Regions from separate parts of the Homo sapiens genome. Here region 2 is linked to region 1. The links are chromatin contacts, found by Hi-C or POLR2A ChIA-PET in ENCODE. All regions are on one chromosome and are shown on one strand. The core of a region is the stretch at or near the end of the contact, and the rest is flanking DNA. Distances in the headings are between cores, read along the strand shown.

Region 1 (6,219 bases), core at 478-2,977:
TAAAACCTTTGCATCAGTCATGAGGCTTCTTTCTAGTTATTTCTTAAGGGAGAAATTACTGGTTTGGCCGAAGGGGACGGACATGTTTAAGGCTTCAGATATATACTGCCAAGCTGACTAGCCCAGGAAAGTTGTACAGATTTGCCCTAATCAATATGTTTCATAACTGTTTTTGAAATCTTGCCAACTTTAAACCTAATAGGTCAGTATCAGTAATTCCCGTTAACGTAAGAGTTCAAATTTGCCCTAGTTTTAATCATTTAAAAATTTTTTATAATTTTTAAATGATAACAATTATGATGCAACCATGACTTTGAGAAGCCAAGAGATCTTATTCTCAAATTGTAAATGAATCCGTAAGAGCTAAGAGAGAAGAAACAGGCTATTAAATGGCCAAAGATCAAATCTGAAATGTCCAGGAGTTTTCCTGTAGGGGTCACTGTTACTGTCAATTTATGCCTGCAAGAAAACTAAAATAGTCACACATTAAAGCATGTATGCACATTTTTAATGTCTGATTCCTCTACATTTCTTAAACTGTAAAATAATAAGAACATGCAGCCAGATAGCATCGCGATACCAACTTCTTTATATAATGACACGTACCATTCCACTCAATGTGCTCCTCAGTTTGAATTTATAAAATATATGCTACTCAAATGAAAGGCACTTATGCCTGCTCTTAGTAGAGGAAGCGCTAGCTAATTGCCTAACGCCCCATTAGCATATGGCCTATACTGACTTGAGAAGGAAAGAACGTTCATTGCTGTGGCCAATAGGATCCCCTCTCCCCACCTTCCCTTTTCTGCATCAAAATCTACACAGACAAAAGTCAGATGTTGTAATATGCATTTTATCGTGTCACTTAAGTACTAAGAGGTGCTTTTAAAGTTTTTATTAATGCTGCTCAAACTTGACCCCGACGGTCCAGGATACAGGCCAAGGTGTCAGTGCGGACACAATCGCAAGGCGGCTGTTAGGCTTCAGGGCTGGGCAGGAAACTTGCCAGGTGCTACTAGGAACGTATCAGCCCTTTCTACAAAGCAGGTGTCTTTCCCATCATAAAATGCAAAGCAATCAGCCGTTCCCTTTCTCCCCAGCCCCCTCGTCCGGAGACCGAGAGGATATTTACCCTGGGCTCTTGCAGTTCTCTTATAACTGAACCCAGCGGCGGCTCCTTCTCCGAGCTCAGAGCCAGCAGGCTCAGGCCCAGCCACACTTTACAGGCAAATTGCCGAGCTGACCAAGGGCTTTGGCCAAGCCCGAGCTGGGCCGGGGCGTCCGGGAAGCGGAAGGAGCCAGTCTAGGAAATCCGGGTGTGCGTGGTGGTGAAGCTGGTGGGCAAGCTTCCACTTCAGGTCCGGGGCTTTGTGTCCCGCAACAGACGCTTGGCGCCGCTCCTCTTCCAGCCTGCTGCCGCCTTCTCCGAGCGAGTGAGTTGGCGAAACTCACTCACCTGTCGGAACCCGGTGCCTGGCGGCCAGACGCGCAGATTACAGCAAACCTTGGCCGGGACGCCCCAGCCAGGGAGGCAAGTGTGGGAGCTGCTCCTAGAGGTGCCAGCTCCCACCCCCAGCTCCGCGCCCCCTGCTCGTCCCCTTTCACTTCCAGGCGCCTTCGGCTTGGGGTGCCCAGAAGGGCAAGTCCAGCAGACGCCAGGGCTGCAGGTTCAAGATGCTCCGCCTCCTCCTGCCACTTAGAGCCACAAACGCTAGCGGGAACCTTTCCACTCAGTCTTAGTCTGCGGTCACTGCTGAGGTTTTCAGAACTTTCCAGGCAAAGGCCAGCCAGGTCCTTTGCCTCCAACCCACTCCGCGCCTACCTCCCGCCTGGGGACACCCCTAGGCCCAGGAGATCCTACTCTCCCCCGAGCACCGACGTTCCAACTCGTCTGCGCCCCCGACTGCTGTCCGGCTCCTGTGCCAAGGGGCGCGCGCATCTTCCCGGGGCCAGCAACGCTCCCAACTTCTCGACTCGCCCTCCTCCTCCCCAGAGCGAGAGTGGGGCGGGCTGAGCCCGGATCCGGGGTGCACTCGAGCGTTCCCAGCGCTCGGCATTCACCCCGCCTCAGAGCCGACTTTCGAAGGGGGATTGAGCCTCGGAGGTCCAGGCGTCTTACTCCAAAGCTCAAGTCGGCCCCCGTCTTTTCTTTCCACACCCCTGTGCCCGTCGCATGCTGGCCGGGTGAGCGGCCGGGCCGAGGATTCGGGTGCCCGGGGCCGCGTCGCCCCGTCGGGTACTGAGCTGAGCGCACCATGGCCGGCTGCTGCTGCCTGTCCGCGGAGGAGAAGGAGTCGCAGCGCATCAGCGCGGAGATCGAGCGACAGCTTCGTCGGGACAAGAAGGACGCGCGCCGTGAGCTTAAGCTGCTGCTGCTGGGTGAGTGGCTGCGTCTCCGACTCCAGTGAGCCGGGCGTTTTTCTTCCGAGCCCTCCCGGCCTCTCCACTGGCACCCGCGCGGCCCTGGAGCCCAGCGGGGTGCAGGGCGGCTTCGTCCTTCTCCCCCTCGGAGCTCACGGATGCCAGCAACTTGGGGCCTTAGGTGCCTGTTCTTTCCATCTCTGGCTGGGCGACTTGCAAAAGCAACACCTTCCCCTGCCCCAAAACAGGATAGGGACCTGTAACACTTAACCTCTTGACCGCTGTACCTTATGTGTTCCGGTGTGCCCCTCTCCTCAAAACCCCGTCCACTCCTCCGCCCGCAGCACACCCAGCTTGGGGTCTGTGGTGACCCACATCTTGGGTTCAGCGCTAGCTCTGACCCGTACGCTTTCAGTTCTAGATGAAGCATCTTGAGAATTTACCATGTGCCAGATCGTGCTAAGTTCTTAAGGGCATCACCACCTGGTGATGCGGGCAGGTGATATCGCTATTCTAGAGAATTAAAACATGGAGGCCTGGAGAACTGACCAACTTGCCCTGATTGAGAAAAGGCAAAGCCGATGCTAGGTCAGCTGTGGGGGTGAAGCCCATGCCGTTGCTGCTCCTCTGACCGTGAGCTCCTATGCCTGCCTCCCATGGGGGTCCCTCAGGCCTTTGTGTTTGCAGCGGACCCAAACCTCCCTTGCCCAGCTTGACTCAGTGTGTCCACGTCCTAGGATTCAGCTTGGCTGCCCTGGTGCCTCTGGCAGGTCTTCATCCAGCTCTTTTGGTGTCTCTGCAAAGGTCTGGGTAGGACATCCACTTTCAAACACAGAAAGAACACAGTTTAAGGTTTGCCCAAGTTATGCCATGAGGCAAGGATCCCATCTCAGACTTTCTAGAACGCTGTCAACACATTTGCTGTTTGAGGAATATTTTACCTTTTCTACCTTTCAGACCATGATATCAGCTGTCAATTTTTTTCTAGATAGCCACAAAGATTTCAACTTTTTTTCTTTCACCCCTTTTGAACAGGAATCTTCTCTTATACCATCTATTTATTCATCTTTATTCCTTGTATAGGAATCACCCTCCCAGAAAGCTTCAAGGAAAGAAAAAGTTGATCTAGTTAGTGTAATATAGAGAAGGCTCTCAGCCAGTATGGCCTTCAGACCTGGGCGGAAGAACCCCCTTATCCTTATCCCCTGGGTTTAAAGGGCCCAGTCTGGCCTTCTGGGGGTTGGGGGGGGGTGTGCCCCTCCCCACAGAGCTGGAAGTCTGTAGGTCCAAAGGGGCTTGCTACCCAGAGACCATGCTGCCCCCTCCCTCCCAAGACCTGGATGGAATGAATACCCAGCCCAAAGGGACCCATACCAGCTTCTAAGGCCTGAGCCCTAGAAAAGAAGGCAGACCTGATCCCTGGAGAGCTCACAAAGGGGCAGCTGTTTGCTGGGGCGTAAAAGTGCTTGGAAATGTGGGCTGGGTAGGAGTGGAGGGAGTCCCCGTGGGTGCCCAAGAGGCCCCCCTAGGAGAGAGGGAGCTTGGGTGGGGAAGGGAAGGGGCTCTGTTCATTGGCCAGGTCTGCTATTTCTGTGTCTGACCCATAACTTTGAAAAGTCTGAAAATTCTAAATTGTCCCTGGCCTTCTAGGCTGTTATAAAGCTACCTTTGTCAAGGGAGGAGGAATACGTGAGAATTTGCTAGCTTGATTAACACTAGAAAATAACTATGGGTGCGGGGCTTTGTACTTTTGCCCTGAACCCCACAAACCAGAGGGGTTTAGTTGCGTATGTAACTTTTTTCTTTATAAGGGCAGGCTGAACCCTATTTCATTTTGCAATGCTTTGATTTGTGTCAATGTATGAAGTACAGTGTCCAGAATATACCAGGAGCTTGACAAATGCTGGCTCTTTGTATGAAAAATTGTGTAGTCAGCTGAGCTGTACTGTATTGGTAATAAGCCTGTTTGATGTAAAATTCTCGCATTTACCCACAAACTAGGGGAGAAATGTTTGTAGGTAAATTGTTTGCTCTGAAAGTCACATTAATCAGGGTGACCCGAGGGTCTTCTTTATCTTCCCAGGCCATTGCTCCAACCCTCCTCCTACCACCTTGAGGCACTGTCTGACCTCTGGAAACTCCCATTTTCATCTTGCGGAGTTGTGACTAGCATATCCCCTTAGTGAAAACTTTCCTGTGAAAAATAGTTTCTAAACCACACAGAGCCGTTCAGAACTCCAAGGATGGACTTCAAAACCTCTGATTTATTTCAATCTGTAAAGTCCTGGGGCATAGCTCCATTTCTTCTCAAGGAAGAGCCAATGACTCAGAAGTGACAGGAATTAGGGGAGGATGTGCACCATTTTGTCTGAAGTCATGCAATTCGAGTGAAAAATTCACCCATCTCTCTAGTGGGTAGATTAGAGCATCCACTGCTCAGGTGCCTCAGTTAAAAACCTCACTTTGCAAATGGGAGTTTGGAATCCTTTTGTGGAGTATGGGATGACCCCCAAAGACACCATCTCTTTCACAATGAAGCATGCTTTTGCAAAAAAATGATGTGAGGATGTTTCTGAAGTGCAGTATCCTGTTTCTGCTTAATAAAAGCACAGGTCAGTGTCTACTAGGGAAAGATAAAAGCTGTTGTTTGGTTAAGGCTAATAATTGCAAGATGTTGGTGTGACACTTTCTCATCAGAAAGAGATGGAGAAAATAAAGGAGATGGTTGAATTTAGTAGAAAGAAATTTCTTATCAGTTCCTTGCATAAAAGTAGGACAAAAAAGTTCTGATAAGAACATTGGTGAGTACTGATCAGCATAGGGAGAAAGTGTCAGGACAATAGCTATTAAATAAGGGAAAATGATGTTTTATTGATTTTCCTGTTAAATGCAGATTGGTGAAGTGTGGCTTGTTAATTGGGTTGAGTGTTTTAATTCTGGATGCAGACCTTACCTTGGAGCTCTCTGGAAGGAAGAGGAATTGAGCATTTAACAGATATGGCTGAATTAGTTTGCTAGGGCTGCCATAACAAAATACCACAGACTGGGAGGCTTCAACAAAGGAAATTAATTTTCTCACAGTTATGGAGCTGGAAGTCCAAGAGCAAGGTGTTGGCTTGGCAGGTTTGGTTTTTCCGGAGGCCTCTCTCCTTGGCTTGCAGACAGCTGCCTTCTCACTGTGGCCTCACATGGCCTTTCTTCTGGGCATGCACATTCCTGTGTCTTTTTTTTTTTTTTTTTTTTTTTTTTTGACACTCTTTAGGTTGGAGTTCAGTAATACAGTCACGGCTTCCTACGGCCTTGACCTCCTGGGCTCAAGCATCCTCCCACCTCAGCCTCCCTAGTAGTTGGGACTATAGGCGTGAGCCACCATGCTGGGCTTATTTTTATTTTTCTTGGTTTTTGTTGCCTAGGCTGGTCTCAAATGATCGCTGGGCTCAAACGATCCCTCTGCCTCAACCTCCCAAAGTGTCGGGATTACAGGCATGAGCCACTGTGTCGTGCCACTTCCTCTTCTTATAAGGATACCAGTTCCTATTTTATTAGGGCCCCACTCATTTTATCCTAATCACCTCTTTAAAGACATTATCTTCAAATACAGTTACATTCTGAGGTACTAGTGGTTGGGATTTCAACATAAAAACTTTGGCGGGAGGACTAAATTCAGCCAGAAACACTGGTGTAGAGATGAAAAATGTAGATTCTTAGCCCAGTCTGCCTGGGTTTGAACCCTAGCCCTACAGTGTCTTAGCTGTGGACTAAATTCTCTGGGCTTTGGATGGCAGTGAGTGCTCAGTATCAGCTATCATCACTCTGTTTTTTGAGTATTTTCAGGCCCTAGAGAGGTGTCATTTTCCA
Region 2 (7,016 bases), core at 3,359-5,858, 190 kb before region 1:
CAGAATCTTAGGGATCCATCTTATACTTAGCAGCTGGTTGAAGCCTGGAATCTTCTGATCAGAATTTTTTCTGATGGTTTATTTTATTCCTATGCATTTGTCTCTGGTTATATAGAGAAATAATATAAAGAAAAATCCTTTAAGCCAATATAATGGATTTTTCATTTCTAGACATGATTTTAATGGAGGAATGGCCCAGAGTGGATGGGGTTGTTGAGGAAGAGAACAGTGGGCCCCTTCATGGCCTCTTTCAATTTGACGTGGTCTTGTCCTCTTGCCCAGGAGTGGGATCATTATTTTAGATGTGAAGCCCTTGGTAGTTTCCATTGTTTTCTGCTAGATGAAGGCTTAAAGGGACCAATTAGTGCACCACAACCTTCTTGGAAGTCCACTGTCATGATAACTTGAGATTAGTGTTCTGTTTCAAATCCCAGGAACTCCAAACCTGGAATTTTGTAAATTACCCCAAAAAGAAATTGAGGCCAGTCCTGGGAGAAGTGTCTTTTACTGTCTCCGTGGCAGATTGCATTAGAGTAATTTGGCACTTATTGGATTCTGCCAGAATGGTGGGGTGTGGTCAGCATAAGAAGTTTCTGAGTTATAAGGACCTGATATGATAATGAACCCAGACACAACCCTCTGAGCCACAGACCCATCCAGGCCCTCAATTAAGGTCCTTGAGATGGAACTGCAAATGGGCTTTAGGTGGCTTAGTCTGATGAGTAAGCCATGACTGACCCCATGCAGAAAACATGCCCAGGAACAGCTGTTTAAATTGTGTTACAAAGAAATTACATCCCCATGTTTGTGTGTTCATTATATTTCCAAAGAAACCTTTAGGTTCCCTGTAGACTTCCTTTTACTTCCACCTCGAAAGCCAATTTCAGAATAAATGGTTCACCTGACACCAGTTTCCTCTGACTTCATAGGGCAAATATGCCAAACTACTCTATCCAAGGGGTCAGCATCCATCCCACCCATGCTTCTGCACAAAGCAGAAGCTAGTGATTCTTATCTAGGAAGACTGACACCTGGCATGCCCTCCATAAACAATAAATCATCACTCAATTATCTGGAATCACTTTGGTGGGCTCTGTGAAAGGAATAAAGAAATTATTTTACTGGGCCTTGACCAGTAAAACCAGGCCAGCTCTATAAGGGCTGTGTCTCTCACCTTAGCACTCTTCTGCTCGCTTCCTCTGTCCCTGCCTCTGCAGCCTCCTTGCTGTCTCTAGGACAGTTTAGCCTCCCTCCCGCCTAATGCTCCACCCATCTGCCTGTCTTCCCCCAGATATCCGCATGGCTCAAGGTGGAGGGAGCAGGCCAGAGGGAGGAGCAGGGAGGTGATCACATGCATTGTTTCAGTGCCACATTAATGTTTAAGGATGGGTTAGATTGATCTTAGATAGTGATATCTAACTTTTGTAAGATCCAGTTAAGTCTTTCAAATTTGTATTATTAAGAAGGCAATAATGCATTAAATAAAATACAATCAGATTACGCATACCTTAGTCTGTGTGTTCTTTTATTTCTATATATTTCTTTCTGCAGATATCCAAAATAAAAGGTTTGCGCTCAAAGACTTTATGGTCTGTCATTTGAGCCCTTTCAGTAGGGATGGAAAGACTGGGATTGAGGGACTGTGGATCATGTGCCTCTATTAATGAGTATCTTTGCATTGAGATTGTATCTAGAATTCTAGGAGCCTGGCAGAAGATACACGTACCCATTGGAACCTTGTAAAAGATGCATATGTTCATCAAAGTATCCCAAGGTTCCGAAGCCATCTCAGCTTGGGTTGGGCCATATGCCTGGAGGTCCCTGATGCTGCAGAGGTGCTATTCATCCAAGACTGAGAGAATCCTAGCATGGGAAACCAGGGGAATCTCTCAGTGTCTCAGCATCCTCAGCCTTGGAAAGCATGCTGTAAGCAAGATGACCTGTGTTTCTCCACGATTCTGTCTCTCTAGGCAGTCTTCAACAAAGCACCTCCAAAACATAGCAAATAGAAATCAGAATTCAACAAGTATCTTTTTTCTAAAACAATGTTGTTTTTCATTCCTAAATATTGAGGTTCCCCCTACATTCCACCCAATAGCATGTCTGAACTGGTTTTGATGAAAACCAATTTATTTTCTCAGCCAAGGAATGTTGTTTGTCAATTCTGTGCCCTTCTGCTCACATGGTACTGTCAGGATTGATCAGACCGTAAAGAGGGAGCCTGGTTGATGGTTTCAGTTCAGCTTTTCTTACTACAGTTAGAGCCTTGAAGCCCAAGTGGTAGTTTCCATGCCAGTGCAAGGCAGTAGTTACTCTCATCCTTTCCTAATAATAGCTAGGGTTAGAGGAAAGCTAGAATAGGGGATGGGAGTTGTAGCTCTGATGACAGCTCTCTGTGAGGGGAAGACAGTCAAGGAGTTCACCTTAATATAATTTCTTAAGGCAGAGAACTCCCCCTAGAGGGATTTGATTTATTGAAAACTAAACTTCTAGGTCACATAGTTATTAACTAATTTCTAAGCTATACACCTGCAGAGGAGTGAAAAGGCTATTCTCATTTTTAATATTTTGGCATAGATCATACAAAATTTTGTGATAACCAAAACTGAAGCCATGCTTTTGGGCAGTAGAGGGCACTCCCAACTTGAAGACACAGAATAGAAGCGTTTTACCTTACCAAGAAACCACTGAGCCTCCCTACTAAGAACTTATGACTCAGTTTTTCCTTGTTTTTAAGAATAAAACTTGAGTATTAAGGATGGTGTCTAGTCAGAGTCTTCCATATAATGAACGTAGTCCTGTGTCAGAGGAGTTTGACCAGTGCCAAACTGTGCGTTGCATAGTTTACATATTATTTGTTTCACTTACTCATTTATGTGTTTACATATAATAGTTGGGCACAACCCTTGATAAATCTAAAATAATAATGATTCTTGTAGCTTCATTTGATATACAAATTCTAGGATGCAGCTAAGTTGGAGGCAAAGGGGGAAGAAGAACCTTAGAATAAAATATAATTCCTGAAAGGAACATTTATACCAAATTGCAGTGATTTTGTCCAATTTATTGTGAGAAAATTGCCGAATACTGATTGTTCCATTGCCAATCATTTCTCTGTGGCCGTGCTGGTTTAAATATATACTGAGAGCTTTGGGCTTTTTTCCTCCCATTTGCCCTTGCAGGAAATGTCAATGTAAAATTTGACTCCAGTGTGAGATGCTGGATAATTGTTTATTTAAATGCTTCCAATGTCTATTTTTACTGCAAGCCTCTCACCACAAAGCAGTTAAGAAAGCTTCTCTAATATATGTGTTATACATTCGGAGTTTTCTTTTTTTCTTTTATAGGTAAGCATAAACTCCCATGGGGGCAGAAAATATTACGAAAATTCTTTGTATGTGTGTCTGTGCTTCAATACAATTTGGTTGGGCTGGGGTTTTTTTGTTTGTTTGTTTTTTTAACATGAATACATGAGGTGTGATATCTGGGCTTCACGTGTAACAGTATGAGCTCAGCAGTGACTGGTAGAGGGAGTGCTGTTTCTTCTACCATGTGTCTTCCCCAGAGTCCAGTTAATACTCCTTGTATAGTGCTCAGGAGTGGCCTATCGGTCTGCTTTCCCTACCTGTGTCCCTTTCATCTCTCTCCAGTGCTCTCCCTGAAGGGAAGAGTATGAATTGTGACCCTGGGCTCAGATAAAGGAACTGCCCCACGAACTTAAGGTCTATGCCCAAATCATCATCTTCTCACCCCTTCCCTAGAGACAAACACATTGTCATGATCTAGACTATAAAATCAACAATGGAAGACTGATAATTCATTTATTCTTTTTTTCTTTTTTGTTTTAAAGTATTTGATTCAGATGTAAGACCAAACATGTTATATATGTTATAAAACAATCAAATGCAGCCAGGTGCAGTGGCTCACTCCTGTAATCCCAGCACTTTGGGAGGCCGAGGCAAACGGTTCACCTGAGGTCAGGAGTTCCAGACCAGCCTGGCCAACATGGTGAAACCCCATCTCTACTAAAAATACAAAAGTTAGCCAGGTGTGGTGGCGCATGCCTGTAATCCCAGCTACTTGGGAGGCTGAGGCAGGAGAATTGCTTGAACCTGGGAGACAGAGGTTACAGTGAGCCAAGATTATGCCACTGTACTCCGACTCCGACTCCGTCTAAAAAAAAAAAAAAACAAAAAGTAATCAAATGCACACATCTGCACCAAATACCCATTTGAGAATGAGGACAGAGATAATAAACTTGCATCTATCTACATGCTAATTCATTCATTGTTTTTTGAAGGAGGTAATGTTCTATTTAGAAGTATACCAATTATTTCATGTCACCAGACTGTATCTTTAGAGAAGCCATTATTCAACCAACCATTTACTGAATACACTATGCATCCAAAATGGCAAAGGAAGAACTATAACATTTTCTTAAAAAATGAAACATGTACTTTGGAGCATTTGCAGAGGAAAACGCACGGGTTCCCAGACAGGAAAAATGAATTAAAGATGAATCACTGAGTCATTTGGAAAGGTTATGCTCTCCATTTGCCTGTGAAGAAAATAAAACAGTCCAAAGTTCAACTTGGCTCTCAGAAGTCTCAGAAGTGTTAAGAAACAAAGCTCTCTGTCATCATAACTTGGCACAGGAATGCTAAAGTATTAGGGAAGGCATTTTTGGGTTAATGTTCTAATTAGATACATAGTTCTTATGTATTTTTCAGCACTTAACCCACTATGGAGTAAGGTACTTTTTCTTAAATAGAAAGCTTCCACCCACCTAAATTTAATAACAGTGTTTCCTCCAAGTTAAAGTATAGCCACGCTAGTGATCAACCCATACCTTCTTGCCCTTCTGGTTATCTCCAGTTCTTGGAGCCTCGTTCAAGTTATGGCCCACATGATGCTTCAGGGCAGGCAGCCCATGCTGCTGCTCTATCACTGGCAGTGCCATGAGGATTTCAGTACCACAGGGAAGCACATACTGGAATGCAGAACGTTACCTTTTTCGGGAAACCTGTATTTAAAATCAAATGAGGAATCTGAAGGCTATAATTTGGAAGTTTAAAATTTCTTACCCTTCTCTCCCCAGTATACTTAGCCCAGGACTTTGGATTCCTGGTACCAGTCTCTGGATAAAGTTGAGAGATGTAATGATTTATGGATAGTGGAAATTGTCATATCAACCCTACTTTAATTATCTTAGTCTCAAACAAGCTAATGAAGGGTTGTCTGAAATAAAGTAGTTTTTGAATGGCCATCCCATTTTACTGTAAAAATTGAAGCTCTTGATCAGTCAAGTCTAACTTCTAGTTTTGATTAACCAATGATTCAGTAAGAACTTTGATTATTCACCAGCTGCTGTAGCAGCTAACAACATATTGCTGTTCACCACGAGGCCTGGGGGAATAAGAGAGATGGAGTCTGAGAACTAGAAGTGAAGGGTTCTACTGGAGGCATCAGGGAAGGGAAAGAGGCAGTTCCCAACCCAGCCAGTATGGACCCCAAAGAAGAAGATGGTGAAGAGGGTACCATATGACTACTCTTCTCTTAATGAAGAGTCAGGTCTCAGAAACTAAAGTTTTGGGAGTTTTTTTACAGTAGATTTTTTTTTTCCTCATCAGAGTCACAAAGACTATCTAGAAATCATCTTCTCTTCAGAATTGCCACTAAAAATCTCAGCAGCATCCAAGTGAAAACTGTTAGGGTTCTCTTTTTAATGTATACATTTATATATATATATTAAATTGTACAAGTAATGTAGCTCTTTGTAGACAAATCAGAAAATGCTGCAGCAAGTATCAATTTAAAAATTCTTGTGGCCGGGCACGGTGGCTCACCCCTGTAATCCCAGCACTTTGCAAGGCCGAGGTGGGTGGATCACCTGAGGTCAGGAGTTTGAGACCAGCCTAGCTAACATGGTGAAACCCCAATTCTACCCCATTTCTACTTGGGTTCTATTTCCCATCATGAGGCAGAAATATAGTTGCTTCCCACCCAGAAAACGAATTATATATTTTGGATTGTTTGGGCACACAGATTTCATAACACAAAACTGAAAATACGTGAGCAACAACGTTTTACTTTAAGGATCTTGGCTGGGCGTGGTGGCTCATGCCTGTAATCCCAGCACTTTGGGAGGCAAGGTGGGCGGATCACCTGAGGTCGGGAGTTCGAGACCAGCCTGACCAACGTGGAGAAACCCCATCTCTACTAAAAATGCAAAATTAGCTGGGCGTGGTGGTGCGTGCCTATAATCCCAGCTACTCGGAAGGCTGAGGCAGAAGAAACACTTGAACCCAGGAGGTGGAGGTTGCGGTGACTCAAGATTGCGCCATTGCACTCCAGCTTGGGCAACAAGAGTGAGACTCCTTCTCAAAAAAAAAAAAAAAAAAAAAAATCATTAATGCCTGTAATCCCAGGACTTTGCAAGGCCGAGGTTGGTGGATCACCTGAGGTCAGGAGTTCAAGACCAGCCTGACCAACATGGTGAAACCCTGTCTCTACTAAAAATTAGCTGGGCGTGGTGGCGCATACCTGTAGTTCCAGCTACTCAGGAGGCTGAGGCAGGAGGATCACTTGAACTTGGGAGGCAGAGGTTGCAGTGGTTGCAGTGAGCCGAGATCACACCACTGCACTCCAGCCCAGGCAACAGAGCAAGACTCCATCTCAAAAAAAAAAAAAAAAAAATTTAAATCACTCAGTATCTCACTGGGTATAATCATTCTTAATATTTTGCTGTATTTCTTTTAGGAATTTATGCACATAGATTTAAAAATAAAAGAGGTGTTTTACTATTTTACAATCTACTTTTTAGTTCCAGTGTTCATTTTAGCATCTTTTCATGCCAATATATTTAGAAGTCATTTTGATTTTTTTTTTAGAATAATTTTATTCCCTTTTTGGAAAATGGTACACTGTTGTTTTTTTAAAAAATCAATCATATGATGAAACAGCTTTTTTAAAAAAAATCTATTTATTTTTGAGACAGAGTCTCACTCTGTCACCCA

What was found. Hi-C counts contacts between places; a loop is a spot of excess contacts on that map. ChIA-PET counts read pairs that join two places held with the same protein, here RNA polymerase II (POLR2A). Pooled maps may share reads with other maps.
Region 2: a loop to region 1 is called in a pooled map, with 2.0 times the contacts of the local background. The contact joins the enhancer-like site here to the promoter of GNA14 in region 1. A Hi-C loop is called at or near these places in 1 of 168 maps with a recorded cell type or tissue (esophagus muscularis mucosa) and 1 of 50 pooled maps. POLR2A ChIA-PET finds 5 or more read pairs at or near these places in 1 of 52 experiments (activated T-cell).

What each region holds. Positions count from the first base shown.
Region 1 is chr9:77,643,830-77,650,048 of GRCh38, reverse strand. It overlaps GNA14 (G protein subunit alpha 14), which reads left to right and starts at 1,727. Exons shown (of 7, transcript NM_004297.4): 1 at 1,727-2,379. The coding sequence starts at 2,256.
Region 2 is chr9:77,837,528-77,844,543 of GRCh38, reverse strand. The region is part of intron 2 of GNAQ (G protein subunit alpha q); the gene reads left to right. Among named protein-coding and RNA genes, the nearest start is that of GNAQ, 190 kb to the left of the region's middle. Within about 2 kb of position 4,608, at least 2 of the 41 ENCODE cell types and tissues checked have a DNase peak (open chromatin) inside an H3K27ac peak, as active enhancers do.